Regions from separate parts of the Homo sapiens genome. Here all the other regions are linked to region 3. Evidence: chromatin loops called from intact Hi-C (ENCODE). Cell type or tissue: HCT116. All regions are shown on one strand. Links, peaks and the distances in the headings refer to the core of each region. The heading gives the core; the rest is flanking DNA.

Evidence for each region. Peaks named below come from ENCODE experiments on the same cell type or tissue, not always from the same donor. Only the 100,000 strongest peaks of a DNase experiment are listed, where the experiment ranks them.
Region 1: it touches region 3 in a loop (4-fold over the local background); 35 of 110 quality-filtered maps call a loop at or near these places.
Region 2: it touches region 3 in a loop (2.1-fold over the local background); 9 of 110 quality-filtered maps call a loop at or near these places.
Region 4: it touches region 3 in a loop (4-fold over the local background); 17 of 110 quality-filtered maps call a loop at or near these places.
Region 5: a loop joins it to region 3, with 4 times the contacts of the local background. A loop is called at or near these places in 2 of 110 quality-filtered maps.
Region 6: a loop joins it to region 3, with 5 times the contacts of the local background. A loop is called at or near these places in 15 of 110 quality-filtered maps.
Region 7: it touches region 3 in a loop (4-fold over the local background); 7 of 110 quality-filtered maps call a loop at or near these places.

Annotation. Positions count from the first base shown.
Region 1 is chr4:31,671,874-31,676,216 of GRCh38, forward strand. No RefSeq gene overlaps it. Among named protein-coding and RNA genes, the nearest start is that of LINC02501, 170 kb to the left of the region's middle. In HCT116, for the core only: a CTCF peak has its summit at 2,637; a DNase peak (open chromatin) is centred at 2,628.
Region 2 is chr4:30,786,757-30,791,099 of GRCh38, forward strand. All of the region lies in intron 1 of PCDH7 (protocadherin 7), which reads left to right. Among named protein-coding and RNA genes, the nearest start is that of PCDH7, 69 kb to the left of the region's middle. In HCT116, for the core only: no CTCF peak of the experiment used is centred there; a DNase peak (open chromatin) is centred at 2,575; H3K4me3 peaks cover 999 bases; H3K27ac peaks cover 4,000 bases.
Region 3 is chr4:30,712,488-30,716,830 of GRCh38, forward strand. It overlaps LOC124900844, which reads right to left. Exons shown (of 1, transcript XM_047416545.1): 1 at 4,144-4,343. Among named protein-coding and RNA genes, the nearest start is that of PCDH7, 5.7 kb to the right of the region's middle. In HCT116, for the core only: CTCF peaks have their summits at 2,125 (motif pointing right) and 3,766; DNase peaks (open chromatin) are centred at 2,124 and 3,764; H3K27ac peaks cover 2,998 bases.
Region 4 is chr4:31,033,661-31,038,003 of GRCh38, forward strand. The region is part of intron 2 of PCDH7 (protocadherin 7); the gene reads left to right. Among named protein-coding and RNA genes, the nearest start is that of LINC02497, 140 kb to the right of the region's middle. In HCT116, for the core only: no CTCF peak of the experiment used is centred there; DNase peaks (open chromatin) are centred at 1,501 and 1,861; H3K4me3 peaks cover 841 bases; H3K27ac peaks cover 4,000 bases.
Region 5 is chr4:31,235,712-31,240,054 of GRCh38, forward strand. No RefSeq gene overlaps it. Among named protein-coding and RNA genes, the nearest start is that of LINC02497, 67 kb to the left of the region's middle. RefSeq lists an enhancer at 849-2,048. In HCT116, for the core only: no CTCF peak of the experiment used is centred there; DNase peaks (open chromatin) are centred at 1,260 and 1,720; H3K27ac peaks cover 4,000 bases.
Region 6 is chr4:30,948,241-30,952,583 of GRCh38, forward strand. The region is part of intron 2 of PCDH7 (protocadherin 7); the gene reads left to right. Among named protein-coding and RNA genes, the nearest start is that of LINC02497, 220 kb to the right of the region's middle. In HCT116, for the core only: no CTCF peak of the experiment used is centred there; DNase peaks (open chromatin) are centred at 571 and 2,751; H3K27ac peaks cover 4,000 bases.
Region 7 is chr4:30,837,903-30,842,245 of GRCh38, forward strand. The region is part of intron 1 of PCDH7 (protocadherin 7); the gene reads left to right. Among named protein-coding and RNA genes, the nearest start is that of PCDH7, 120 kb to the left of the region's middle. In HCT116, for the core only: no CTCF peak of the experiment used is centred there; DNase peaks (open chromatin) are centred at 2,097 and 2,459; H3K4me3 peaks cover 1,732 bases; H3K27ac peaks cover 4,000 bases.

The sequences.
Region 1 (4,343 bases), core at 154-4,153, 960 kb after region 3:
TAATGGTAGTAGTAACCTTGTAAGAAGAAAAGCCAGTAAATAAAAATAAAAAAAATTGGCCTATGGGGTAGGATAAAAATCAAGAGTCATGGGTTATGGGAGCAAAGGGAGAAGAGAATTTATGTACTTCTCAGATGTTAGAGAATAAAAAAAGCATGTTGAGTAGGATAAAAGTCACATCAAAGAGAAACTGGGAGCAAAGAAATCAATCAACACCATTATTTATTTAACCAAACTCATGGATTTAGTTTATGTGATATTTATTTACCTTTTTTGCTCTAGGTGCTGCAGTAGGTATTGGCAATATAAGGATTAATGTAAAATAGTTTCTATTTGACTAATGTAAAATAGTTTCCAGCTTAAAGAAACTACTTGAACTTTCTTTTTTAACTCTTATTTTAGGTTCAGGGAAACGTGCAGTTTTTCAATACAGGTAAATGTGTCACAGGGGTTTTGTGTATAGATTATTTCATCACCCAGGTACTAAACTTAGTACCCAATAGTTATTTTTTCTGATTGTCTCCCTCCTCCCACCCTCCACCCTCAAGGAGGCCCCAGTGTTTGTTATTCCCTTTATTTCTCATTACTGAGCTCCCACTTATAAGTGAGAACATGCAGTATTTGGTTTTCTGTTCTTGCCTTAGTTTGCTAAGGATAGTGGCTTCCAGCTCCATCTATGAAGAAACTACAGGAACTTTAGAAAGCATTAGAGTCACCAGTGCTTCTTCTTAACATTCTCCAGATCCCATCCCACAAAGTTTTTGATTTAATGTAAATTAAATTATTGTCCAGAAAAAACAATTTTATAAAAATAAGCAAACTGCACGGTTATGAGTAGGTGACTGAAGGAGCATCCTGCAATAAAACAACTTAAGTGATTATACAAAGAATTTACTTTAAAATTAATAGCTGCAAAAGGAGCTTTAAATATAAAATTGTTTCTTATTTGATCTTAAAATTTTCTTTCAGAATTTGAATCAAAAAATAGGTTCTAATTTATTTCATTTATCATCTTGTATTCCATTTCATTATCTAAGCTTCTGAAAATCAAAATTGTTACATGGTGTTTGGAAAATATTTAAGGAACTAACTCTTTTGTTAGCCTAAAACATGAGAGATAAAGTTGAATAGCTACATTATTCCACATAAGCACTATTTTATGAAGGTGTACACTGAAATTATATAGGATTTCAATATAATTTGTGAAAAAAAAGGTCGTGGGATTTAAGATTTAAAAATGAATTTTTGGTTATAAATATAACCAAAAATAAGGACAAATTATGAATATCAGTTGGATAAATGCTGCTCATGTGTGTGACGCAGGTAGAAGAAACAACTATCTACCATTATTAATTTAGGCATTGCCCATGTGAGTCTAATGTAATTAATACATACAGAATTCTAAGAGTGTTCCAAAATATGACTTTATACTCCCAACATGAGGAAGAAAACACCTAAATACCCGGTTCCATGATTCTGACCCCCTTTACCTCAATTTGTATAGGTCAAGTGGTCTCAGCTGGATCCCTTGGTTTCAGCTAGGTCTAAGCGTGTCTTGTCAGCTCAGTTACAGAGTCAAAATTTGCATGAGGGTTTGTTAAAACAGGTGTGACGAAACACACACACTTAAGAAAACAAAAACAAGGTAAGAACAACCAGTGCTATGTATCTGGTATATTGGGCCCTTGACCTGAATTCCTTGATTTTTGATGAAATGTCAAGCAAATGAGATGGGATGTCTGGAAGAGCTATATTTACTAGAACTCTAGTGATAGATTGGGAACCTGAGCAATATTGCTTTTTTAGTTACATAAGAAAGTAGTCACAAAGTGAGGGAGAGTAGCAGTCTCCTCAGTAAGGCATGGCTTTGATTGACAGAAGACTACTGTGCGTATATGAGTTCTATTGAGAGCTTTAGCCCGTTGGCAGTAGTTGTCAGAATGTCATTCACATGCAGACAGGAGAGACCTCCCATGCACATTACACTGTGTAGGTCCTCAAGACTTCAGCACTGACCATGACTAGGGTAGATGAAGGAATGTCGCTGGACATGGAGAAAACATATATGACATTATCTGTGAACTCCCTGAAATTATAGAGTAAGATATAACAGGATGGCCACAATCTCCTATTAGTATCTAAGGAAAAGATAAGCAGAGGAGCATGAGTTACATATTGCACTTTGAAAACAAGAGTCTCACCTTAAAATAAATGGTGATCTATGTACATAAGATCTGAGTATGTGTGTATAAAAATAATTGTCTGCAAGGATAGTGCCTGTCCTTAGACTATATTAAGCAATATATTACTTAGAAAAATGGTGTGGAATCCAGTGTGGAATTCTTGTTCTTGTATGATTAAGTTTTCTTTAGTTTACAGCATAATTATTTCAAAGAGCAGGTCAGAAATTATTGTCATCAACTGGATACACTGAACATATCAGTCAGTATCACCAAAGCAAACAAAATTCACAGGTGGTTCAAATGTTAGGAATTTCAAACAGAGGCATGGACAAAGTTAAGGGAGCATGTAAGGGATGCTGAGGATCTCAGACATCATCAGGACTGGGGAAGCATTACTTCTACTGGGACTGAAATTATGTTACCAGAGATTAATGATACTGGGAGCAAAAGGAAAGGCCACCTTGTGGTGCTGTGAAGGAATGCAATTATTGTCAAAAAAGAGGCTGGGCACAGTAGCTCCTGCCTGTAATCCCAGCATTCTGGGAGGCTGAGGCAGGTGGATTGACTGAGTTCAGGACTTTGAGGCCAGCCTGGGCAACATGATGAAACCCCTTCTCTACTAAAATACAAAAAATTAGCATGGTGGCACAGGCCTGTAATCCCAGCTACTGGGGAGGCTGAGGCACAAGAATTACTTGAACCCAAGAGGTGGAGGTTGCAGTGAGCAGAGATAGCACCACTGTACACCAGCCTGGGCGACAGAGCAAGACCCCTTCTCAGAAGAAAAAAAAAGTTATTGCTGAAAGCCAGTTGGTTATGGAATCTGGTGATGTAACATATCAGATCAGCCACCCTTCATCCCCACCTCAGAGAAGGGCAGAGGATTGAGAATAGGTTCTTGAAATGGAAACTGGGGATAACCCACAGAGTTTACTCTTACAGGTAATTGTTGTTTAGACAGACAATTCAGAACCTTTGTTCTCAATTGCTGGGTAATTTCTAGAGTATCCCTTTTGTTCAGGCTACAGCAAGGGTCAAATTTTAATGCAGCCAAACTAGATATGTTTGCCTGTGCAATACCATATAACTGAAAATTTAGCTATCGTACATTGAGCTGACTCAAATGTACATTACATGTTCTTGGTAGAATTGATTAATGAAAAACGTGTTTATATGTTAGAATATCATTTAAGAGTTAATATAATTTAAGTAGCTGAAAGAAAAAAGAAATCAAAAATGTTTAGGCAAGTGTTGTATTATATAATATCTTTTTATTCAAAACCTATTTTAAAGACATCTCTGTTCATATCCTAAGTGTAGACACTGTATTTTGCATGTACAGTGTCTTGATCCCTGCTATACACAAAAGCCATGGTTGAATTTACATCCACCTACCTTGCTCAATTAGTGTATTTTTAAATAGCTAAGTAAAGCTTTTTTTTTTTAATCCAAAATAGCACCCTGTGAAATGCTTGGGTCCAAAATAGAATCTATGTGAAATCCAAAAAACCAAAATAGAATTCCTACAACTCTTGAAATCTAAAACACTTGAAAATAGCTTCAGTGGGTGTGACATATCCATCACTTTCTTATTGACTTAGGGTTACTTCTTAGGACTTCTTTGTAGGTTACTTAAAAGTAAAAACACAAACAAATACACACCAAAAACCTCCTGCTGTAATTCCAAATATGTAGAATTTATTTCTGGATTTCAGTTATCACTAGCTTGCACCCCAGGCATGAAGTTTTGTAGATGAAGCATGGTGTGTGTGTGTGTGAGAGAGAGAGAGCTTGATTATGTAAATAGCTAGTAGATATCAGTTTAGTTAACCGATATTTTTACCAATGTAAAGCTTCCTTCAGATTGTATTTCTAATACTGGCAACAAGATGCAGTCTACGGAGTTCTTTGTGATCAAAAGTCAACTAGGGTACTGACTTCTAAGGAGACACACTTTTCCTTTTTTCCTTTATAAGGCTATACAGTACACATGTCACTTACCATTTATTTCTAAGGGTCATCAAAAACATATTAAAGTTACAAAGCCCATGTTAAAATCTTGTTCAGCAGAGTTAGAAAGTGAATACAGAAAGAGGAAATATATTCAAGGAAAGGAAATGAAGGAAGATTAATCTAATGCTAGTAGTTGTCACTTACTAA
Region 2 (4,343 bases), core at 269-4,268, 74 kb after region 3:
GGCCACATTGAGGAATCGTGTAAAATGAATGTATGTGCTCGTAAGTGAAATATATGCAGTGTTCCAACTCAATATGTTGGATCCTAATAGACCTGGATTTGTCTTGTGTAAAAAGAAATCGATTCCCAAGGGGCAGGATCACTAACTGATTAAAATGAAGCTTTGAGTTTGAAGAAAACAAAAAAGGCTTTAAAATAAGATCTCTGCAAAAAGGAATCAAACTGTGCTTTTTAAACAAGTGAAAAAAATCAAGCTCTCAATATGGAATAAAGGAGGGATGTGAGAGAGGTTTTGCAATCTTATCAATTACTGTGGGGAAACAGAATCAGATATCGCCATACTCAGGAGTATGAAAAGAAGAACAGGAAATTCTTTTTCTTCAGTTTGCACTTGAATGGACTCAAGCAAAGAGTGTGGATATGTATCTTGTTACTGTTTATAGTTAATAATGTGGAGATTAGTATATATGGGATTTCATTTGCCTTGTTTGAACTAATTGGATGCATTATATAGAAATCACCTGAGCCTGTGCTAGATCAACAAAGAAAATGGAAATGTATACCTCAGGATTGAAATCCGAGAAAATTAGACAATTCAATGCTATTTAATAACGCATTAAGAAGAAATACTATTGCCAATCAGGGAAAGTGAGAATCTAGTGAACGTGAGAGGAAGTAAAATTTAGGCAATTATTACACTTGTTGAAACATAACTTATGACGGTGTAAAAGCAGAAGATAGATCACAGTATATGTCACAGACATTTTACACAGTTTCCAACTGAATTTGGGGTTAACTATGTAAGTGTTCTAGGAATGTATGGCCATTATATCAATAAGAAACTGTCCTTTTAAATTTGTGATCCTACACATTTATATATGCAGAAGAGGGCCTTTTTAAATTTATTGAGGATGAATTGCATGCTGGAAGTACCTCTTTGCATTACAGTTACTTGCTCAATTGAAGATACTGTATAAAGTCTAATTTTTGTATGGGTGTGAAGGTATGTGTATGCACTTATGTGTGCGTGTACAAGTGGAAGGAGGTAAAATTTAATGATTAGCATTTGCACTTTGGTTTGTTACCTAGAATGTAAAGAGGTAGAGTAAACTGTCTTAAGCCATTCTGTTATCATTATTAAAGATTATTATTCACAAAGGAAGCAATTTTAAAATAGAATGACTACTTCAACAATTTGCCAATTAAATATAATATTTAATGCAATTGAGCCGTTTAAATTAAGATGATACCAACGCCTGAAAATAATGAGAGTAGGCTCATGTGAAATTAGTCTGCAGACACTTGGAAACTCATAGTGTCCTCCTTCAGGCTGTCTCACATAGCGGCAGGATGTGAATCATGGGTGCTATTATAGAAAAAAATAGGGAAATATCTGTGTTCTAACTATAACTTTTTAATTCTACCAATAAGTTACATGTGCTTTCCCCCACTTTTCTTCAACCTAAATTATATAACCAGTAATGATATATCAACATGAACAAGATAGTGAATATTTAAAGCAGACTGACATGTTTTTGTGTAGTCACCATGTGCCATAATAATTTTGAAACTGTTCTTCTCCGCTATTTGTACTCGTTTCTTTTTATCTTGCCGATTGACTTTATAGTTAAAATTTTTACCTCTTCTTTCTATGTGACAATCAACTGCAGTTAGTACCCTATCTGTAATATTACAGGGATTTTTGTCCTTATTTATGATACTATAATAAATTATAAGCCAACAAACTGTATAATTCTGTTGTATTGAATATTTTTTGTGACCAAAATAATAAAAAAAACTACTTTATAAAATGCCTATATTTCCTATTTTAACAGTCTCTTAAAAGATAATGGGACATAAAATAGGTTCATATTGCTGGCTTTTAGAATACACTCTCTACAGCTTTACGAATGGAGAGAAAAGAGTTTATCTTAGACACTTAAGATAAACAGATTTGACTGAGTTAATTATGAGAGTGTGTGGAGAGAAACACTCTGAACAAGTTAGAAGTCTAGATGTCAAATTTTGCTGTGCCACTAAACAGCCAGACATGAGGGACACATTTTTTGAGTTCATGGGTATTCAGACTTTTCAACTGGGTTTTGGAATACACTATCATTTTTAAGACAATTTTAAGTCTTAACTTCAAAGGTTTTGGTAACTTAGAAATGTTTCAAACAGATACTTAATATTCATCATCTTAATAATCAATATTGATCATTCATATTAAGAGAATCACATGCTGGTTTCCACTTAAATTGACCTCAAGCGCAAGACCAAGGGACAGTATGAATTGACAGTTGTTGCTACCTCACCATTAGTTTAACCTAATGGAAATATGTACTGAGGTATAAGTTATCGTGTTCTGGGATCAATAGGTCCCCCCCTAAGTTAATTGAAGCAAGCAGTACCCAAGTACAAAATCACTCAATTTGTAACAGAGGAAACCTTTTTGTTCTGCATCGAGTTGAATGCATTGCCTGGCAGAATATTAAAGTGCAAGAACCAGTTTTTCTTGCTCTTTACCCCTGCAAGGATTGATCAGCACATGAAGGTCTCCTTGACTTCAAAGGCATTTCTGGACTTGGATCAGCCTGATTGAGTTCAGAAGAGAAGGAAACACTAGCCCCTGATGTTTATTGCTGTAGGCTCTTTCATCTAATAGTAACTCTCTGCTTTAGAAGAAGCAACAGGCAGAAAGTCTTGTGACTTTTAATTTCACGATTAATGTTTACTTGCAAAGTGCCTCACACAGAAAATAGTGCTTTTATTTTAGTTTCCTGCTACTACTCCAACTGTGAAAGGTCAGGGAACCAGTAGGAAGCAAAATGAAAGCATGTATAGAGGGTTTTTTTTTCCTTCTCTGAAGCATGCTGACTTGCAAAATAGTGTCACTTTCAGAATCCCAAAGGTGTGGTGGATAATCTTCAGAAAGCCTTATTTAGAGCACTGGTCACACTGAATTTTTTATTTAGGTGAATTTCTGGCCATTGATGAAACCGAGATAAGGAAATCTAATTTTGTCCCATTAATTCCTTATTTTCCTTAGAAGATTAGACGAGAGAGTTGCAGACTTCCACCTACCAAATCTCTCTTATGTCCCCCTGTTTCTAAATAAACCTTCTACCCTTTCCTCTTGCCTCTATTTTGGGGGAAAAGAAAAGGAAGACTAAACTTGGCTCAAGGAAAATGGCTATCTACAGCAGAAGAACAGCTGTGAATGAGAATCACCAACTGAAAACTTATGTGCAGAATCCATCATTAGATTTGGACTCGCATGAATAAAAATGTCACTAAAATATAAAACAAAATCCAAAATGTGCTATTAAGGATCAAAACCTTGCTTTTGGTTTTAGTTCTTGTTATTTTTTTGAATGCTATTATTTCACTTCCCTGTTTGGTAAATACACTTTAGTTGAACTGATTCTAATATTTCTCTGATGACTTTTGAAACTTAAGTTACTGAGTCAATTCTGTAGAGGCGATATATTCATTGCTCTCTTAATATTCTTGTTAACCTCCTGAAGAAGATACTATTATGTTCATGATACCCATCTTGCAGATGAGGAAAATGAGATACACAGAGTTTCAGTAACTAGTAAAGCTACAGAACTAGCAGGAAGTGGAACTGGACTTTGAGTCCAGAGGTCACACTCAACAGGAGGGCCTCAGAGCTTTGATGCCAAATAGTAATTAATAAATTGAGAACTATCTAGGGATGCAGAGAGGAATTTTATGGTTCCTTAAATCACATAACCAGTAGCTTGATGGATTCAACTTGCATTACTTAAGATGGGAAAGGTACTCATTAGTTCTAGCATACAGAAATATTGGATGAAGATGAAATCTGATATAGAAGATCTGCTTTAAATATTGTAGACAGGGCTGGCCATGGTGGCTTATGCATGTCATCTCAGACTTTGGGAGGCCAAGGTGAGAGGATCAATTCAGGTTAAGAGTTCAAGACCAGCCTGGGTAACATAGTGAGACCTCATCTCTACAAAAAGTAAAAAACAAAATTAGCCGGGTGTGGTGGCAGGTGCCTGTAGTCCCAGCTCTCAGGAGGCTGAGGTGGGAGGATTGCTTGAGCCTGGGAGGTCAAGGCTGCAGTGACCCGTGTTCACAGCACTGCACTCCAGCAAGAATGACAGAGAGAGACCTTGTCTCAAAAAAAACAAAACAAAACAAACAAACAAAAAACAATAAATAAATAAATACATGCTGTAGACAGAAAAAAAGGGAAATTCTTTTCCAATTTACCTGCTTTGTGGGCTTAACGTATGTTCCTGTATATATGTATAATTTGTGTCAAAAAACATTTTGAAAATGAGTATCTTGCCACTG
Region 3 (4,343 bases), core at 111-4,110:
ATTGCTTTTAAAAAGACAGAGTTTAGAAAAAGCTTCTTTCTGCAGCTGTTGATTCTCAAATGTCTTCAACTCAAAATAGTCCTTTATGCCACTGTCGCATATTCTGAACCCTTCAACATCAATAAGAAAGCACCTTCTTAGCTTGGAATTTCATGTCTAATAATTGAAAGAGCTTTCTACAGACTAGTTTCTGGCTCCATACATTTAAGCCTTGATTGCACTCTATCACCCACATAGGCCTGGGAACCTATCACATCACAACCTGTGACGCTGCACCTTTGCACGACCATACTGATGAGCTGGCAAAGTGGATTTTGCGAAAATTCTTGGAAGCCATTCTACACTATGATGGCTAGCAACAACTGAACTGTGAGAGAACAGGAGTGTGAATTCATAAAAATACATTTTAACACATCCAAATTAAATGTATCCCCATCTCAACTTTCCCTTAGCTGGATCCTCAAAATGCCTGTGATCTCTCTAACACAATTTAAACAAGTAGTGTGGCAAAGAGGAAACTGGAATGAGATAAAGACGTGCTCTTAACCTATCGTAGTTAAAATTCTTACTCTTGCAAATATCAAACTCATAACTGTGCAAACACTCCCTCACTGCACCACAACTTCAAGGTCTTGGAAGAAGCTGGTACAAGTAAGAGACCCTGAAAGCTCGAGCCTCATTGGCATCACAATCAGTCTGGCCAGGAGGGTAATTCTGGAACTGGGAAACAATTGCCAGGATGCCTGCAGAGAAGAACTTTTGTTAGTTCAAAGCAATTTTCATTTATAGACCTTTAGAAAATACCGTTTCATAGGAGAAAATAAAATAGAAACAAGGGCATGGCTTTAGTTTCAGTGATACCTTTTTCAGTTCGGCATATTTTGCTCTTAACCTCTCTCTTATATTTTAAATATATTTTATTTAAAAAAATGTGGCCAGGTGCAGTGTTGGCTCACGCCCGTAATCCCAGCACTTTGGGAGGCCGATGCAGGTGGATCATGAGGTCAAGAGCTCAAGACCATCCTGTCCAACATGGTGAAACCCCATCTCTACTAAAAATACAAAAATTAGCTGGGTGTGGTGGTGCGCCCCTGTAGTCCCAGCTACTCAGAAGGCTGAGGCAGGAGAATCGCTTGAACCCAGGAGGCAGAAGTTGCAGTGAGCCACTGTATCCCAGCTAGGGTGACAGAAAAAGACTCCATCTAAAAAAAAAAAAAAAAGCACAATGCTGCCTAGGTATTAGATGAAAAAGAGAAGCTTTATATTAGATATCACTGAAAAGGCAGGGTTAAGGACTATTCCTTCCTTCCAAATTGGCAGACATGATCAGGCAGACATAATCTAACATCTGGAAAGAGAGGTAAAGAATCACTAAGGAACAGAAAGATCTGGATAACATATACTGTTAGTAATCAGTGCTGTTAGTTTAATAATGTGTCAAAACACTTACTATTTTATACCTATGTTACTCAAATTCCAAGCTTGTATTTATATTTTTGCAATTTTTTTATCCAATCATTTGCAGACAATATTGAGAATCAGTTACACAACCAAACCAAGAAATAAAAAGAACTGAAAGAAAAAAAAAAACATACATACAAAGAATCATGCTTATCTTTCCATCCCACTGTGAGTCAACAATACTTTATAAAGAGTCCTGTTCAGAGTGTCAAATTCTGTACCAGTTACTAGAAAAAATATTAACTAAACAGTTTGATAGTGTTAAAAATCACCAGATACAAATGTGTGTAGCTTTATGAAGAACTTGTCTTGTGAATGGAATTGTATTTCTCTCTGTGACTGGATAGCACACCACACCTGCTGATTTATAGGGATGTATTGTTGAACCCATATTATCTACTTTGATATGCTTCTTAATTCAGCTTTACATGGATGATTTATTTTAAAAGCACTGAAATGGGTATCGAAAAGGTACTACCACTTTCCCAAATCAATGTCAGCCTGAAGTTTACTGAATTCTTCAAGTATTGGTCCTAAGTCAAATTCACAACCAGTCTGACTTATACAGAGTTGAACAATGACTACATACCAGCACCCGTATTTCCCAGGGAAGTGAAATTCCTCTTCCACTTAGGGCTGCCCGGAACTGGTTAATGGCCTCATCTAGCCACAAGGGGGCCAAGAGGTACAATTCCATGTTAGGCCCAGAAGCCACAGTCAGAAATACTTGGGGAAAGTTCTCAATGACTGCCCTATAAGTATCAGCATCTGTCGTTAGAAAATTCATTGCTGCTGAAATAGTCAAATTTCTTATATTTCTCATTCTAGAAACATCCCACATTATGTATTTCCTAATTACAATCAATCAAATTTGTTTGAATAAAGTTTTCTACCGCCTGTTATTCAGAATGAACATAAGAAGTGGCCTAGCTAGGTCGACACAGCCAGGTGCTAAAACTTCTAAAGCTAATACATAATTTTCAACCATTCTTGTTATAAGCAAGGTCATTTGTTTGGGAATTAAATTTGTCCAAGCAATTATAATGAAATTTCTCCCCCAAATCCTTAACATGTTATCTAGCTTAGAGGTCATTATCCACAGCAGTATTTGATATATCCTGCCACGATAGTAAAAATATGCAAATCTCCCAAGTTCGTACTGCAAAGGGCATTGGTAGGTCTAATTTTACCATCAATAGTGAAAGGAGATAGCTTCAGATGACCCTAAATAATAGGATGTACTGCTTTTAACCTATCAAGGGTCTTTTTCCCAGAAGTAATCCAGATTTTATAAAATACTGTGTGCCCCCAACTTACATTTTTGTAAATGTATGAAAATTAATGTAAAGTTGAAAAAATTCATAAACTAATGATCTTGTAAGTAAAAGACAAATGCCAGTTATAGTCACTGACTGGATCTTTTTATGTGTGTCATGACTTGTAAATCTCTGCTATATTGCACATATTTTGGCATGTAAACCTTTAGAAAATGAATAAAAAATCAACTGTCAATATGTGCTAAACTTAAGGTAAAAATCATTTATTCTGTGTTATTTTAAAACCTAAAACACTCTATTGAAATCTGAAAACCAGACAGCGTGTGAGCTAATAAACACTTAAAATTTTATTTTTCAAAGCTTCTTCTTTTTTTTTTTTTTTTTGTAAATGAGATTTTCATATCGGCCTTGTGGAAATGTTTATAGTTATCCAGTAGATAGTATGAATCAACTTAGTTTAGTTTCTGTGTGCTTCTTTTATAGATACACTGTAAAATATAGCTTTGCATATGATTTCTTGATTTAAACAGCACAACTTATTCTATGTCTTGGCTAGAAACCAATTAAATAACCACTGATGCAAGCAGTTATTACCTGCTTAAAAGGAAATCTGTGGTTTCCTTATTTAAACTGATGAGTTTTAATGTCTATCAAAAAGGCTGTTATTGCAATGAATAATTTAGTCATTTCAGTCTACTAAACATGTTAATACTACAAGCATGGATTTAAGGCTGTAAAATATATCTAAAGTTTCTCAGAGTCTCAAGGATCAGAATCATACTTGGAATAGTTATGCACAGATATGTTTACTCTTTCAAGTAATATATGTTTAAAGGACAATCGTTTGTAGTAATTATTTAGAAAAGGAAGACTGAAGTATCAAATTTAGCGAAAGGGGTTAGAGAAATGGTTGATCATAAAGGCCTAGAAAACACGTCTACAGATAGAAGACCCTTTTTAAAAAGATGAAAGGTCAATGGATTTAGAGATATCCGAGTGTCATTTCCTCTGTTTGTCCCTTGGTGGAGTTCTTGAGTTACTTTCTCCTTTTCTGTCAAACTGTTTTTATCTTTCCAGAACTGGCTATCGTGTTTACTGTATTTAACCTTTTTCTCATATTATTGTGAATACAGCGTCTATTATAAATGAAAGGCCCCCTGAGATCACATCTCCAGCATCTACTTTGTATTCTTAACCATAAACTTTTGTTGTAGTTACTTCTCTTACTGTCTTTTCTTGAGGCTTGAACTACATCAGGGACCCTGAATGCTATTTTTCAGTTCAGCCACTGAAATTTCTTAACGGCAAAACAGGTTTAAGCAAGCGAGGTTAGTAGGTAAATTAAAAAAAAAAAATCTACTGAATATTTTAAGTTTAGGGTAAGATTTCTGGCACAGAAAATGAATCGTTTGTCAAGGTTTTATTAAATGCATATTAGCACGGGATGATATTTATATTTTAATCAATTTCATTTTTTACATCTTGATTTCAAAGGGGTATTTCCTTTTATTGTTCTTTTTTAAAAAGCCACTAAAGAAAAAACAGAAATCTCCATTTCAACATTCCCTCAAACATTTTGCTTCCTACATGCGATGACGTCTAATC
Region 4 (4,343 bases), core at 108-4,107, 320 kb after region 3:
TTACCCGACATCCCCCTTTTAAAATCATTTCTCCATCCAATCCTTTAACTCCCAGTGCTTCCTAAATTTCTCACCTCCACTTTCATACTCACTTTTATACTCAGTTGCTACTTTTCTGTAGCTCTTTGTCTTTTATATTAGAAACTATCTAGGCTGGGTGTGGTGGCTCAAGCCTGTAATCCTAGCACTTTGAGAGGCTGAGGTGGGCAGATCACCGGAGGTCAGGAGTTCGAGACCAGCCTAGCCAACATGGTGAAACCCCATCTCTACTAAAAATACAAAAATTACCCAGGTGTGGTGATGCGCCCCTGTAATCCCAGCTATTCAGGAGGCTGAGGCAGGAGAATTGCTTGAGTCCGGGAGGCAGAGGTTGCAGTGCGTGGAAATCACACCACTGCACTCCAGCCTGGGTGACAGAGTGAGACTCTGTCTCAAAACAAACAAACAAACAAACAAAAAACTATCCAGATTTATCCCATCCAGCAAAAACTCAATTTATCCTATCTTGCCACAATAGTCCTCCCTAATAGATTTCTCCTGCCTCCATCATCTTCCCTTTCATCTTCTATCCCTTACTTTAATTCTCTACATCGAGTTGGACCTTGGCTTCAGAGGCATATTAAATGCTTCTCTTTATAGAAAATTACCTTCCCTCATGCATCACCTCAAAAATCTAAGCCAAGTTACCTAATTTTAAAAGGAAATGATTGTTCATTATTAGTAATATACTTTAACAATAATTACGATATAAACAGAAATTGTGTGCATTAAATATTATGGTTTTTGATTTTCAAATTTCATTGTAAATATAGCAGGGGAGATGTTACCTATTCTGAAAACACATTTTTACAATGAAGACAACTAAAGCGTAGCCGCTCAGTACTTTTACAAAATTTCAGATAAACATCAGAATTTAGAAATTGCTACTTTAATATTATCTAAGTCTCATTTTACCTACTAGTAATGCTACTCCAGAATTTTTTTAGGATTGTAAAAATCTATCGTCATTTCATCATTTCCCTGCCCATTGCTTCCACATTTATCCTATAATCTCGCCGTCTGTTTCACTGACATGGCAGACCCAGAGGGCAGGGAGCATATCTTATCTGTGAAATGCTGTATGTAAGTGTGGATTCTCTGTCAGCATTTAAAAAAAATAATAGAACTTCAAATAGGATTGATTTAAGCCTCCCTAGTCAGCAGTTAGTCTTGGTGACATGAATCACTCTTTCAAATGGTAATTTACACCTGTTACCTGCATCCACAGGTTGGAAAATGCTTACACCTTAATTAATTGCACCCTTGTGATGTGGGAGATTGTATCCTCAACTCTGAGACAGGGAGATTAGGGAATAGAGAATCAACAGCTTTTCTAATATTTCAAAGAAGAGTTTTGCAGAAGAAAATTAGAATTCAGGTCACTTTTCATTGAATGATCGATGAGGTTCTTTAGGAATCTGTGCTCTCATGGGAGAAACATGGAGATGGCATCTCTTCCAGTAAGATATGTACTTGTCCTTAGCTTATGCGGTAGCATCAATTCAATATGACCTCAGCAAGCATCTATGTTTTTTTTCCTTTTTTCCCTTTTTTTTTTTTTTTTTTTTTTTTGAGACGGAGTCTCACTCTGTTGCCCAGGCTGGAGTGCAGTGGCACAACCTCGGCTCACTGCAACCTCTGCTTACCGGGTTCAAGCGATTCTCGTGCCTCAGCCTCCTGAGTAGCTAGGATTATGGGCGTGTGCCACCACGCCCGGCTAATTTTTGTATTTTTAGTAGAGACGAGGTTTCACCACGTTGGCCAGGCTGGCCTCAAATTCCTGACCTCAAGTGATTCACTCGCCTCAGCCTCCCAAAGTGCTGGGATCACAGGCTTGAGCCACAGCGTCGGCCACATCTATGTTTCTTAATAACACTTTTGCTCTCTGCTTCTGTAGTGGCTGATATCATCCTCAGAACCAAAGAGCAGGTTGCATGCAAATTACTTTTAGGCGAGCATGACATTAGAATATAATTCCCCAAATGGTAGTGCCACCATGTAATTAAGCTACAACTGATGACAAGTATCTGACATCAGATAATCATTTAATAGAGGAAAATGGGAGGCAGTTCATTATTTTAAAACATGTTTTCTTTAAAGTTCCTTGAGGATGTGGAAGGATTTTCTTGGCTTTCAAATGATTTCAAAATGTTTGTGTGTAATTATTTTTTGGCAGGTTTTAGAAATATATTTATGGTAGCGATAAGGGTTTCCTTGGCTGACATCACTAAATGTTCATAAGACCTGTAAGTGGACTTTCACCTTTGATTTTTTCCCTACCAGAGCACATGTTGTCTGGGTTAATATGCTTTTTGTTCCTTAAACTTGAACAAAATCTTAGGAAGTGCTAAGATAGAAACTTTATAAGGTATTATAAATGTGTTTTACACAAAATGTGAAGGGTTTATTGTTATAATAGCTTAATCTGTACTTTGCTAAGTCTCATTTGGTCTTTTTCACTGAACATAGAAACTGAGAAATTGTAGTTCTTTTTTTGTATTTTTGAGATGGAGTTTCACTCTGTCACCCAGGTTGGAGTGCAGTGGTGCAATCTCAGCTCACTGCAACCTCTGCTTCCTAGGTTCAAGCTATTTTCCTGCCTCAGCCTCCTCAGTAGCGGGGATTACAGGTGTGCACCACCACACCCGGCTAATTTCTGTATTTTTAGTAGAGACAGAGTTTCACCATGTTGGCCAGGCTGGTCTCAAACTCCTGACCTCAAGTTTTCTGCCCAAAACTCGGCCTCCCACAGTGCTGGGATTATAAGTGCAAGCCACTGTGTCCAGCCTGTAGTTCTTGAAGTATAAAGATAATGGAAGATCCTATCCCCAAAAGACTCTGAAACTAACATTTTTACATACATGTGAGGTCAACTTGGCAAATTACAAAGAGAAAATTGAATTAGAGAGTGAACTATATAATGTTCATTCTTTCATCGAAAATGTTTGATTATTTATTGTGTGCAAAACACTATACTGCACTAATAGCATACTCTGTTGTGCTTGTAACTCTAAAGTCAGTACGACTTTGAAAATTCCATACCTGTATTAGTTCATTTTCACGTAGCTAATAAAGACATACTGGAGACTGGGCAATTTACTAAAGAAAGAGTTTTAATGGATTCACAGTTCCACATGTCTGGGGAGGCCTCACAATTATGGTGAAAAGTGAAAGGCATGTCTCTCATGGTGGCAGACCAGAGAAGAGAACTTGTGCTGGGAAACTCCCCTTTATAAAACCATCACATCTCATGAGACTTATTCACTGTCACAAGAATAGTGTGGGAAAGATCCACCCCCCTGATTCAATTACCTCCCACCGCGTCCCTCCCATAGCACATGGGAATTGTGGGAGCTACAATTCAAGATGAGATTTGGGTGGGAACATAGCCAAACCATATCAATACCTTACTACCATCTTTACCTCTCCAACATCATCTCCTGCGTTTTGAGTTAATGTTATTTAATTGTCTCATGTTATTTTCTGCATTTCTCTAACCCCATCTCTGCCTTGTTCTCTATCCTTGAAAACTCTTGCCTGATCTCCCTGAAATTCAGTTTGTTCATCTGTATGTTGGGAATAACAATGTAACCTAAAAATTGTGAATTAAATTAAATAAATTCATGAAATATTTTGCTTAATTATTAGCATATACTAGTTAAGCAGCGATTACTTGCTAATATTGCCATTATTGATATTCAGAGTTCAGCTTAGATATCAGGAGCTCTCCTGGAAGGGGATCTCCCTGGTCCCACTACACTGTGTTCATACTTCTATTTGCAAGTCTAGCCATGTTCTATGTTACTGGGAACCTAATAATTGATGAGTGCCTTGAGAATATGGGCCATGTGTTATTTCTTCCTGTATCTTCAATGATTAAAATATTCAAAAGTCTCAAGTGTTGGAAGAAATGCTCTAGAATATAGACACATGGCTGATAGTAGTTGGGAATATTTTACCTTCTCCCACTGAAAGCAATCATTCTTTCATATCCATTGCTCTCTTTTCTAAAAGAAATGCTGGTGAGTGTACTCTAGAGACATTTAGCCAGTTCTCACTTCTCCCACCCCTTCTCTGCTGTGAGGCCAGCATTTGTGGTGTGGACTTTGCTTTAAATGCTGGAAACCTAGAGGAACTATAATATCATAATAGTATGGTGAAAGAAGGAGGCAGCAGTTCAAGTAGACAGGTCTATGTGACAAGTGACAGATAGATGATGGGTGTTTTCTGGCTGATGATCAGAGTTCATTGACACAGAAAGACAGCAACAAGCAATACTTGGAATTCAGGTAGTCAAGTAGATG
Region 5 (4,343 bases), core at 91-4,090, 520 kb after region 3:
GCAAATTGAGCTAATTAAAGAAAGTGGAAAGGAAAATAAATTATCTTTTGTTCAGAAAGACAGTTCTAGCTAGGACACAATGGCCCATGAGGTATTATGAGAAAGCCAGAGAATATAAAGGACATGAGGGAGTCACTTACCTTTGGAAAAATAAAATAATCTTTAGAACTAAATATTTCTCCTTTTTTGCTATAGAAATATATTTATTTTATATTTTAAAATTGTACAACTATTATGTATCCATAAAAATTAAAAATAAAAAAGGCCTGAATATTTCTGCAACCTCACCCTTTCCTTTAATTTTCCTTCCCAATGGCTTCAATTCATTAAATTGCTTTCCAACCAATCTCCCTGTCTACAGTCTAGCCCTTTCTACACCACTGCCAGAATGAGCTCTTACAAATTCAAATCTGATTATGCCATTCTCCAGCTCAGAAAGCTTTAATGACTCCCCAGAGCTCTGAGTGAAAAAAAATCAAAGCCATAGAATGGCACATAAGCTTTGCCACCTGTTTACCTCTCTACGCCTTCTCCCTCCACCTCATCACCAGCATTACGAGCATCAGCAACAAAACAAGGCTCTCTGTTCCCTGAATGTACTTTTTCTTTTGGATCTCTTTGCACATGATTTCTCCTCCCCCTGGCAAACTCTCCCTGCCTTTGAATACATTTTCAGTTCTTATTCACCCTTTAAAAGAATTTTCTTGCATCTCTATGACGACTTCTCTACCCTCTGCCCCAGGCCCCTGAAGCCACGAGGACTGTCTCAAACAGACCCAGGCTGATAGAATGGCAGCAAAAGCTGCACAGATACCACATGAAGGCAGCCCTTTATTTGACTTCCAATTTTGTTATGGTTATAACTGTTGAAACCTGATAACGCTACTTGGCTTCTCTCAATTTCAAATTCCTTGGCAAAATGGAGATATGCTGATGCAAAAATTTGAAGTTTGTGGGGATGACACACAATACAGACTAAAGTAGGGTCATTGTCATTTACAGAAATTTACATTTCCAATTGGGAGGGTATATTTCACCTTCAAGTCTTATTTTCCTTTGGAGAGGTAGTTTGTGTCATCTTTCATATCCGTAGTACCTCATACAACCCCAGGGAGTAGGGTCTATCATTATTTCCACTTATAGAAGAGGAAAGTGAGTCACAGAGATTATTAAATCGTTGCTCAAAATGACAAACCTTGCATGTGTGGGTGCTGGGCTTTGGCCCTAAGCAGTCTGGCTCCAGAGTTCGTATTCCTAATCAGTAGTCTACGCTGCTTATGCTGTTAGTCTATTATAAGACTCTGACAGTCCTAGACGGTATTTCCACTTTGTAAGATTCAGCTTCTTGACTGGTCAAACAGGAGAAATAAAAATTTGTGAGGTAGTGGAGAACATCAAAGCAGACAATGAATGGTGAGCACATTAGTGCTTAGCACGTGGTAGTGAGTTGATGCTAAACTTATGTTGGTTCCCTGATATTTAAATGCCTCTTTCTAATCAACAATAGATAATGTGAAATACATGTACACATTGTTTCAAACTAATTCAGATTCTTCAAAACACATGTGGATAGCATAAAGGGAGGGACCTTTCACATTTCCAGATTTACTTATAATCATGATCCCTTGCCCCACTTGCCAGACACTGTAACCACTTCTAACAATGGTGACTCATGATTTTCCAGAATATTCCATGTAACATCATGCCAATATCTTCATTCTGTGTATTATCTCTGTTTTGAATTCTCTTTGATCTCTTCAATGACTTACAAATTACTCATCCTCTAAGGTGTGGAATTCTTCCAACCTTCCTGGGTAGAATCAAATGTTCTCTGTTCTACTCCCAATAATTTTTACTCTCTCAGAGCACACATTACCTTTGCTTACAGTGCCTTATTTGTATTTTTGTTTTTCTTACTGGATAAGTGATCTTTGAGCATTGGCTATGTTTTGTAATTTTATGAATCCCATAGATGATCTAACACAGTACCTGGCACATGACAATTACTTAGTGAGTGACAATTTGGGGTTTGCACCTGGTTTGTTCACAGCCACTATGGGTATAGACTAAGGGGAATAATTTCATAAACAGACTTATCTTCTGTATAGTTTAATTTTGTTGTATAACTAAAATGTCTAGATTTATTATGATTATGTCCTTTTAAAAAATGTGTAACAACTCTGGACAGGGTGACTCTTACCTGTAATCCCAACACTTTGGGAGGCTGAAAAGAGAATGTTGCTTGATGCCAAGAGTTCAAGACCAGCTTGGGCAACATAGCAAGACTTCCTTCTCTAACAAGAACAACAGAACAACAACAAAAATAGTGACGTGTGGGTACATGGCTGTAGTAGTCCCAGCTGCTTGGGATCACTTGAGCCCAAGAGTTTGAGGTTACAGCAAGCTGAGATAATGTCACTGTACTCCATTTTGAATGACATAATGAGGACTTGTCTCTTTAAAAAAAAATGTGTAACAGTTCTTCTCAGAAATGCGAATGATTGCATATAAAGAACAGTAATTAAAATGGTACTATTTTATAAATTTACTCTTTGTATTATTTCTAGAGCACTCTAACATTAAGACATATTTGTAGATTCTGGATAATTCCAGAGTGGACTTAGTTGAGTAAGAATGAATGACAAATGCTGGCTTTGACAAATATTGGTTCTCAGAATGAGAACTCATCTCCGAACATGTGTTTTACTTATAATCTTATATTGTTTCTAGGACATCATTTGTTTCTTGAAATTATCAAATATTTCTTTAAAACCAAACATAAACCTCAAAGGGACTCTCTTTCATCTCAATCGGCATTCAGAAAACTTTTATATTTGGTAAAAACATCGTATTAAAATGGGAGAGTTCCCTGACCTTTTGCAGGATGTGCAACAGGGATAAGCTCATCTGTTGGGCTGCCACATGCTCAAATCCCTTACAGGAGGGGCAACACACAGATGGGCAGGTGCAGGAGCCAGAGGAACCAGGGAGAGTGCTTTGGGGCTCCACCTCCATGCTAGCATTTAGGGGTGGGTGCTTGCAACTCCCAAAGCCCTAGAGGGTGTGTCACAGTGCTCTTTTAGCTCTGATGTTCACAGACAGCTTAAGTGTTAACCAGCTCAGTGCCCTCTTGGGACCTGCGTTCTCATCTGGCATCCAGGAAGGATTGTAAATTAGGGGGATTTTACTGCCAGATGGAGGTGGCTCTCAACAGGATGGATGGGAAGCTGGAAAGGGGATGGAGTGGGAAGGTGATCTTTCCTTGGAGTTTGGCTGTCCTGCGGCTGATCCCCTCTCCTATGATCCCCAGACGAACTCCACCTGATGTTCAGATGTTCTTTCTCTTCTCACCTCTCTGCCGTGCCACTCCTCTGTTCCTCTGCCTTTCCATTCTTCTGTTCATCTGTTTGTAGATCCTGGGGTTTGGGGTTTATATGAGTACAGGATGGAGGGGTGTAGTGGGCCAAAAGGCAAATTTGGGTGCAAAAACAGGAATGCTTGTTCCCATTTAAGGCTGTGAATTTCCAGGCTTGAGGGTGAGGCCTTTGCTGGGGAGCCACCCTCTTCTACCCGGTATTTCCCTGCCTCCATTAATATTATTTGTTTGTCAAAATAGAGTGATTTCTCAATAAACTATTATATCACACACCGATAAATGAATTAGAAAGAAAAGTTGCTTAAAAGGATAGACATTATCTGACTTGATTTTTATAAAATAATAAAAGGAAATTCACATTAAAAATGACATTTAAGAGTCATGTCTAAAAGTTTTTTTAAAGCATTTTTATTTGAGAATGAGAAGTTGTGACATTAAGAGAATGTATTACAATATTGTTTACCATGGTACAGCAATTCTGCAGTCTGTTTAAAGCTTCAGCTTTTTGAAAGGAGGTCCAGTTGCTGCACTGTAATAATGGTTTGCCTTTATTTATGCACCTACCCATTGTTTTTGAAGTCAGGTAATAGCAGCAAATCAAATGGCATATTCTCATTCCGTGTCACACATCTTACCCCTTAAGCATTAGGATAAACAGATGTGGCTTCGCCAAAGCTGTTGTCAGCAATACACTACTTCCAGTGACAATAAATTTTTCCACTAATGATATTAGGTAGTAGAATTGGTGTTTTGCACTGTCTTTTCCCACTACTCTATTTTAAGGCAATGCCTTTGTAAACAAACACTTATATAATGCAAGGTATTACATGGTGTGAAATAGGCTTGATCCATTAGTATGTTGTGAAGTTGGGGCTTAGGAAAATAAAAGAATATAATGTGATCAGTACAGCAAGGGAAAGGAACATTCTGTGCAACATAAACAACCTGACAAAAGGCAGGATGGCTT
Region 6 (4,343 bases), core at 273-4,272, 240 kb after region 3:
GAAGAATTTTCTATACATAAAAGTCTTAGCATATTAGCAACTCATATGCAAAAAAAAAAAAAAGCTATATTTCATGCTAGATGCAAGATCTGGCCACAAATTAAGAGCATGTGGATTCTCCTCCTTTTTGGTTTTTGGCTTATGAGATTCCCACATTTGCTTCTTCCAAAGACAAAATTCTGATCCCAAAATAATCACTGAGGAATATTTAAATGTACAAAAAATTAGGTTTAATTTTTTCAACTTTATTTTACTGAAATGCAGAGGTTTTAACTTTGAAGGGGAATTCAAACTTTAAAATATTACATGCAATATCAATTAATGTTTTAAGTTAAATACAAAATTATAGAAATTTATAGAATCCCAAGCAATGGTGCAAAAAGTATATGCTCAATAATATCAGTTTAAAATTAAGTTTGCTACTTTGAGTTGTTTCTTTTACATCAGAGGGCCTAGATGCTACATATGCCTTCAGAATTCTTTGATGTTAATCTCTTATGACAACCAATTAGTTTCCAAATTTCTCAACTCAAGGGCTGACTAATACTATTGCCTAAGCCTTAGGTGGGTCATGTTATTTTAACTAGATACGATGGCTAATCATAAGGAGTGTGTCAAAGACCAGAGGAGTTGAAAACTGGGAAATTTGGAGACACCCTGTCTAAACAGGATTAAGGCTAAACGAAAAGAATTATTGTTTTCCAAACCCTAATGATCCTTGTGATAGCTGCTTTCCCAAACATTGGGATTAAAGGTTAGATTCACATTTAGAAACAAGAATGCAAACACGTATTCATGAATAGCCCTGTCTTTAGAGAAAAATTCATCAATGTCCTAGCCCTTGTGTATCTAATACACTAAGAAACATATTTGTGTATGAAGTCACACACAGGAAAATTAATTCTCTCCTATATTTCATTTTTTTACATTACTTTTCTTCATAAAATACACATCTATTTTTGCAAGTTTATCTTCACTGTGTATAAAAGCTTTTCTAAAGAAACAGTTTAAGAGAAACATTTTTTATATATGATTTGCATTTAAATATAAACATACAAAGTTAAATATTTCTTTTAAAATAAATTCTAAGAGAAAAAAATTGTACCAGTGTTTGTTTTGCAGTGGTAGTATTGCAGAGGTTATTAAAACAACTAATCTTTATTAAAATTCAAATAATTTACTGCCATCAACTGTTTGGTATACAATTTAATTTATTTTTATAAAATTCTGTGCATTTATACTTTTTGAAAGTATACATAGTCCAGATTAAACCATGTCCACAAAAATATAATTAAAACATGAACATTTTAAAAACTTTTATTAGTTTGACCTCCTCCAGTATATAGGGATTCTGTTAAATTAATTTTTTTTATTAAGTTAATAAGTTGAAGTTGTTTTCATGTCAAAATTACATGTCCTTAGGAGGACATGAAAAGGAAGGTGCATTGTGAGACAGTTATATAACAGCTAGGTAGAGACAGAATGAGATGATAATCCTACTGTATGTTAGAAAGAAAATACATATCTATTTGGTATTAGAGTCATCTTATAGTTTTTTTCTGTTGTAAAAAAAAGTTATGCCCATATGTGAAGGTCCTGCCTAGTTAAAAAATGAGGATAAAATGGTGGCTCATTTTGTAGCAGCCAACTGGGTCCCTGGATTTGGAGAATCATAGTTGAAAGACTGTTCAAATTAACACATTTCAAAATACTAATTTGTTTAGATTGTCTTTGAAATTTATATAGATTCTTTTTTTAAAGAAAGCAAACAAACTCAGGGTTTTTGGAAATTGTTTTATTGGCGAGGTCTATGGATGGACACCATTGTATAGGGGCTGCTGATTTTCCCTTTACATATTTCCCCATCTCCCTTCCCCAGGTGTTGCTGCCATCACTACCTTTCCCTTCCTCCCCTTTCCTCATGGCAAGACGCATGGAAGAAGAGTGCTGTTAAGGCCTCTCCATTAATCAACAGGTATGGTGGTTCTCATGAAACAGTGTAGCTGCCCCTCTTCTGCATTCTCCATTAATAGTCTGTCTCTTACATTTACAAGGTGCATTCATTCACTACACAGAGCCTTCTATATGGAAGAATTGTTCAACTTGAGTTTATATGTTTCACCGTGTTATGTATTACCTAAATCCCTATACAGTGGTAGATTTTTCTCAATGTATAGAGTTTAGAAGAATTAATGATATTATTCTCAGGGAAAGTTGCTATGCAGTTTCCTCAACAAAATATGTATAAAATAAATGGAACTTGTATGTATGAATATGCCACTTTCAACATTCTACAAACAATCGTTATATAACACATCTTTGAAAGTATAAAACAGGAATATTTCTGTGAATTTTATTTCAAAATTTAATAGCATTTGCATCTTCAAAAGCATTGCACAAAATTTTATGCACATAATTATAATACTCATCTGGTTATAGAAAATTAGGTATAAGCTAGTTTAATAAATCTAAATACCCTACAAAGCTATGCCATTCAGATGTGAAAGCTGAATGCATGCTAATTACTTTCTGCAACTTTCTTTCGTCAACTCAGCTGGTGGCATTTGAGGGAGACAGAGGGGACTAGGGACTGTTTGTTCAGTCCAAGATATCCTTCATTCAGGGTGCTATATTTTGAAAGGAGCTAGGCCCTCAGGGCTCAAACTCCAGCAGAGTCATAACCTATAAAACATGAACACTCAGTCATCACCAGGAAGCACCCGCCTTCTTGACTTCTTTTTTCACTAGTGAAACGAGTCCTCCCAGCTCCTGCAGGGGCTTGTTTTGATGTATCAGGCTTTGCTTATAGTCTTGTGACTCTCTCAGGTTCTTTGAGACACATGACTAAAATGCTACCTTTGGGCTAGGAAGATTCCTGGCAGATGACTTAGAAAAATAGTGTGTCTATGGGTGTGTATGTGTATAGCAGCATTATTTGTAGTATTCTTTAAAACGGTAGCAGAATTAAGACTTGTCTGTGTACATAAACAAAGCAAACCATTTCAATTTACATACATTTTCACCGAACATTAAAAGATCATATTCCATTTTTCTACTGTATTTGAATGCATTGGAATACGGGAGAAATTGAAAAGGGAATGGATGTTAGTCTGGACCATTAATCTTCATTTAGAAATGTATGGCTTTCTATTAGATAAAGCTCTGATCATTGAGTATCTTTCATGATCTCACTTCTACCCATATTCCTTGCCTTTATATTTTGTTTTAACCTTGAGCACACACTGCACTCTGTGCTCTGCATCTTTCCCAGAGGGTGCAATCTTTCATGTCCACAGGTCTTCGCACGGTTAGGTCCCTCCGTCTGGAAGGCACTTTACTCATGGCTGTTTGGAAAATTCACATACAAAAAATAATAACAGCAACCATGTACTGAGGATTTATTTTGTATGGGCACAATGTTAATGAGTTTCACTTCCATTTTCTTGATTCATCCACACAAAGAAACAATGAGTTAGAAATTATTATTCATTTTATGTAATAGGTAAGAAAACTGAGAGGTGGCGAAGTTGAGAGGGGACAAGATCACTCAGGATTGACTCAAGTGGGACATGCCTTATACAGCTTCTCCTCATTTCTCCCCAGGAAAGCAGTACTCTCGTTCATGCTCACCTCTTGAGTTACTAGAGGGCAATGATTCCACCTTATGTTTTATGAGCTCTTCAATGTCCACAGTATTTGTTACTCACTAAATGTTGATTAAATGAATGAATGTTCACAAAACAGCCTTTTGTCTTCTTCTCCTGAACATGGGCCCTTCCCTTCACCCATACTTCTCTCTATTCTGTTTTTATTCCCTACTTAGCTTGTTGCTCTTGGCCATTATTAGCTTCATAGACTACTCAATATATTTTCTATAAGAAATAATTTATTACTTTTCCTAAAATAATTTAGGACCTGTAACTACAAACTGAATCAATATAAAATAATTTCATCCCCAGAAAAGGAAATTGGTAATTCAAATCCTGTAACATTTATCAAATCTAATGGCAGGAAAGGAAGCACAGAAACACTTGTAACTCACACAGAAAGAAGAAAATTTAACCAAATTTTTTTAAAGATTTGAGGAAAGGAAATTATGAAAATTATACATGGGATTATAGGAAAATAAAGAGGCTATGCTTGAATAGGAAAACAGTTGTATCAATTTACCACTAAAGGAAAACAGTGGATAAGTAAAAAGACAGATAGGAAAAGAGGCCAAATTAAGGAGAAAAAAAAAATCTTTGAGAAAAAAGAAGCAAAATAATTTTGGAAAGGTGAATTAGGAGTAACAAAATGAAGGAAACATGTCATTAAAAACCACAGACACTGAAAGGATGTTA
Region 7 (4,343 bases), core at 220-4,219, 130 kb after region 3:
ATATATATATATATAACATTATTGTGTTTGAATCCATTAATGTCTTATATGAGACCAATTCTGTTCCAATTTGGCATTAGCAATCCACAAGAGCATGTTAAGTTCCAAAATATTGTAGCGAAATATCTTCTTCATCATGCTGGGGCTGGGGGCTAGGAGAGATAATCGACTTCAGTTGTGTACAGAATGCCTGGGTGCTCCATATGGCCTATTTTCCATTGGCAAGTGAGTCCTTAAAATCTTAGGGAATTCTGCTACATATGCATAAATATTATAAATTAATGTTCTAATGTGCTTTGAGGCCCTTGCTGAATGAATGGCAGGCAAAATGAAATGAAAAATAAAACATTTTTTAAAGAAACCATAGGCATGTGGTTCTCCCCAGGCACTGGAATTAGGAATTTGATATACATTTTTTTTTTATTTTAACTCAATGACTAGATCCTTCCTTTTCTGGAATGAACTCTTGGGAGATGTACTTAAATTAGGCCTTTTCTTGACACCTTAGCATTCAGAAGGGGCTGTAATCATTCCAGTCAAATCCCTTGCCTCGTTCTTAACTTATCAATGTTTCTCAAACACATTTTAAAGGGTTTTTTTTCCCCCTTTTAAAATAAACATAGACAATGCATTAAGCCACGTGGAAGTGATCTATCAGAAAGCTTATCTAGAAAAACAGCACTCAATTAAGAAGCCAGTCCCTGGCTTTGCTAGAGCAGCTCAGGCAGCCCAAGAATTCTTTTTCTTTTTTTTCCGTCTTTGTATTTTTTTTCTTTAGTGAAGATTCAGATTGGTTCTCTCTATGCACATCCTGGAAGTGGAAAGAACTGTGGATCTTATTTTCTGTGGCAGAACAGTGATTTACAGGGAAAATAGTTCAACTGAGAACCACTAAATGCAGAAAGTCTAGCATCCAAGACTATACCCTCAGATCAGGGGCCAACGTTTCTTAGAAATCAACTCATCCACATGTTGAAAAATCTAACTAATTTATGGACTATAGGGAGAAAAGCATCTCCCTACTTTCTTCCTACCTTCCTTCCTTCCATCCTTCTTTTTTTAAGGTATTTACTTTGAAGTATTACATTAGTAGGCAGAGACTGAGTAAAATCAAGTAACAATAGAGCACTAGTATGAAAGGGCATCCTGAATTTATAATATTGTTTCTCCAATTAATAATTATTAAATATACAGTATATATCTATGTTATATGTAGTATATATAATAATCACAATTGCTATATATAATAATTGCTATGTATTATGTAGTATACTCTCTCTATATATATGTGTGTACATAACCAATTAATAATTACTAAGTATTTTGGACCTGAATTATCATTATTCATTAGTAGAGATAATATAGCCAAAAGGAATGAGAAGGGGACTTGTAGTCAAGCTGACTTAAGTTCAGTCCTCAAATTTCTTGGGCCTAATTTCTTCATATGTAAAACAGAAGTAACGATAGTTTTTATATAGCTATTGTGTGTAAGCTGCAAAATATGCTAAATACCTGGAATAGTGTCTGGCTCATGGAAATAATAAGTGGCAGCAAGTATGATTTCGTATTATGCAAGTTGAATAATAATTATTGGCATCCTAGGCCCATCCTTATGGGGGTCACGGTAATTTTTATTTTTTGCCATAGAACCTGTGATGAGAGAAATGTAACACTTACCCCAGGTCACCCAATAAGTCACTCTATGTCATTAGGACTTAAGGGTTTTCAGCTTCACTGTCTGATTTCAGTCCATTAGGCCACAAAGTCATCAAAACAAACCAGAAAAGAGCACCATCAAAAGCAAAAGTAATAAAATCAAAGGATCCTGGAGCAGTATTGTACTAAAAGCCATCTGCTATCTTAGTCTATATTCTCAACCCTCTTGAAATGTTATTTGTAAAGCTTTAAAAGGCTTGACTGGAAACCTTCATGTCTTTTTAAAGATACAGTATATCTATTGCTGACTCATGCATGCTAAATTAAGAATTGTAATATGGGTTTTTGAATATACATCAGAGAAATGCCAATACTTTTTCCATTGCCAAAGCCCTTAGGCTTTTGCTGTTGAGAAAGAGGCTTTATGATTAGCTAAGCAAATGATTAGTGCGACAGTAGCAATGATGATGAGTGTGTGTGTGTGTGTGTGTGTGTGGTTTTGTAACTGTTTGGAGGAGTAGGGGTAGTTGAACAAAATATTTGCACCACTGAAATGATAATAAATATTGGTATGCATTTCTTTTCAGTTATTTTTTTTTTAATCTAATGTCCTTATCTGCCTGCTAGGATTTCTGTGCCATAATCAGGTAGGAGAAAAAAAAGACACAAAACTGCTGTCTTAGCATTTCCACTTGACTTTGGTGCCTTGTCTCCCTGCCTTGCTCTGTCGGATGTCCTTATTCTTTCCACTTCTTTTCTCATTTGGACTTGGCAGGAATGCCTTAGCTCAGTGCCAGTGTGGTAACCTTAAACTCGCTTACTTAAGTGGCTGATCTCATCGCTTCCTTTATGTGGTTTGTGGGATTTTTCCCCTCTTTGCCTTATTACGTCCCTTGACCACCTTGCAGCTTCATCTATCTCATACTTCCGTTATTGTATTATCCTTTAAAAATAAAACAATAAATATTTAAAACATAAAGCATTTTTATGATAGTTGTGGGGGTAGATATTTTTATAGAAACAATAATGAGAAAAAAAATGGATTTCTCCAAGCTTTATAAAGCCCCAACTACGCAGAGGGCAAATTCTCAAGTTACAGGATTCTACTTGTCCTATTTCTGAGGAGCAGAACAAAATTTTTTTTGCAGATATTTTAAGAGATGGCAAAACAGGGAAGCAAACCAAAGTCATTACAAAAGCCTCCCAGTGTAGACCCAGCCATCTGCATATAGTTCACAGAACTCTTCTGTTTATTTATGAGTCGTGGAATGTGTAAAGCCAACTTCTAGCTGTAAAAGGACGTACAGTTGCTCTCATATAATTTCTTTGGCCCTTTTTTTTTTTCTGCAAAACCAAGAGTTTGCTTTCTCATATTCAAGGAAACACTGCCATGCATAAGGACCCAGTTTTTGGGAATTCCGATTCTTTTGCAAAAGCATTTTAAATGACAACTAAAAAATACACTTAAAACGTAAGACTATGGAATTTAAATAAATGCAACTGATCTTGATATATATATCTCGAAGCACTGCACCTGCCTAAAAATACTTTTTCATAGTTCTAATGTACTCTGTAAAAGAAACAGAATTAAATTGAAGAAAGAAACCTTCATTTTTCAGTATAATTTGGTTCTTTTCAAGATAATAACCTTAGATTAAGACAGTCACAAAGAAAGACAATGAAAAAAAGTCACTTATTTTACCTTAAGACTTCACAATTTGCTTCCTAGTAATATATTTTTCCGGAGGTTTTTATAGGGGAAATGATTTCTCAAATTTCATCTTGATATAATGAGTTCAAGGAACTAAATTGTTTAGACATTAAAAAATTAAATATCTCTGCCATTCTTGTTCTGTAGTTCTGTGCTCTATCTTTTCAGTTAAAAAGAACATTATGTTTTGCAGTCCAGCAACTTCTTTGATATGATGTTTTAGTTTAATCTATCTAAAGCATTACCCTCCAGACATTCTAAGAAACTTGTTTTTCTGACGTGATGTGATTTTGTGATCTCTTTGAAACATTTTCAGCCTTAAGCATTAAGCACAAATAGATGGAAATAGGTGGTAGCTTGAATGTTTGCCCTGTAAATGTGGGTTTGGAGTTACCCCCCTGTATATGTGAAAATGTAAAATAACACATATACCCTAGAATATAAGGATATAAACAAGTACTATGCTGGGCAAGGTCAGGGTTATCTAACCCTGACTTATCTTTGTCTCCTTATAATTTCCAGTGCATCTTGGCTAATATCTGGGGATAGTGTAGTTACAAAGGGGATGTTACCACCCTAAAAACTGAAAATCAAATTTAATATTCTCCTGAGTTGTCCATTGAGACAGATAATCCTCTGGTTTATACATTTAAGACCCTTACCACTAGAATAGGTGTCAGCAGGTTAATATTATATATTTTTTTAGGAATGTTGAGTCTGAGAACATAATTTCAGAGAAAGTGGAAGGAAGAAAGACAAAGACCGTTGGTCCCATGAGCTGGGTATGAGGATGAGAGGAGAATCTGATGTGGAAAACATATTTGACATTAATAAAATCTGGGCTCAAGTCTTCCACCTCTGCTCTTAGTATCAGTTCCAGCTATCTACAATATGATAGGCAGAGGTATAAATTTATTGGAAATAATTTCTTTATTACTTGTAATATTTTATATGGTGCTCTGTATATGGGGTTGGG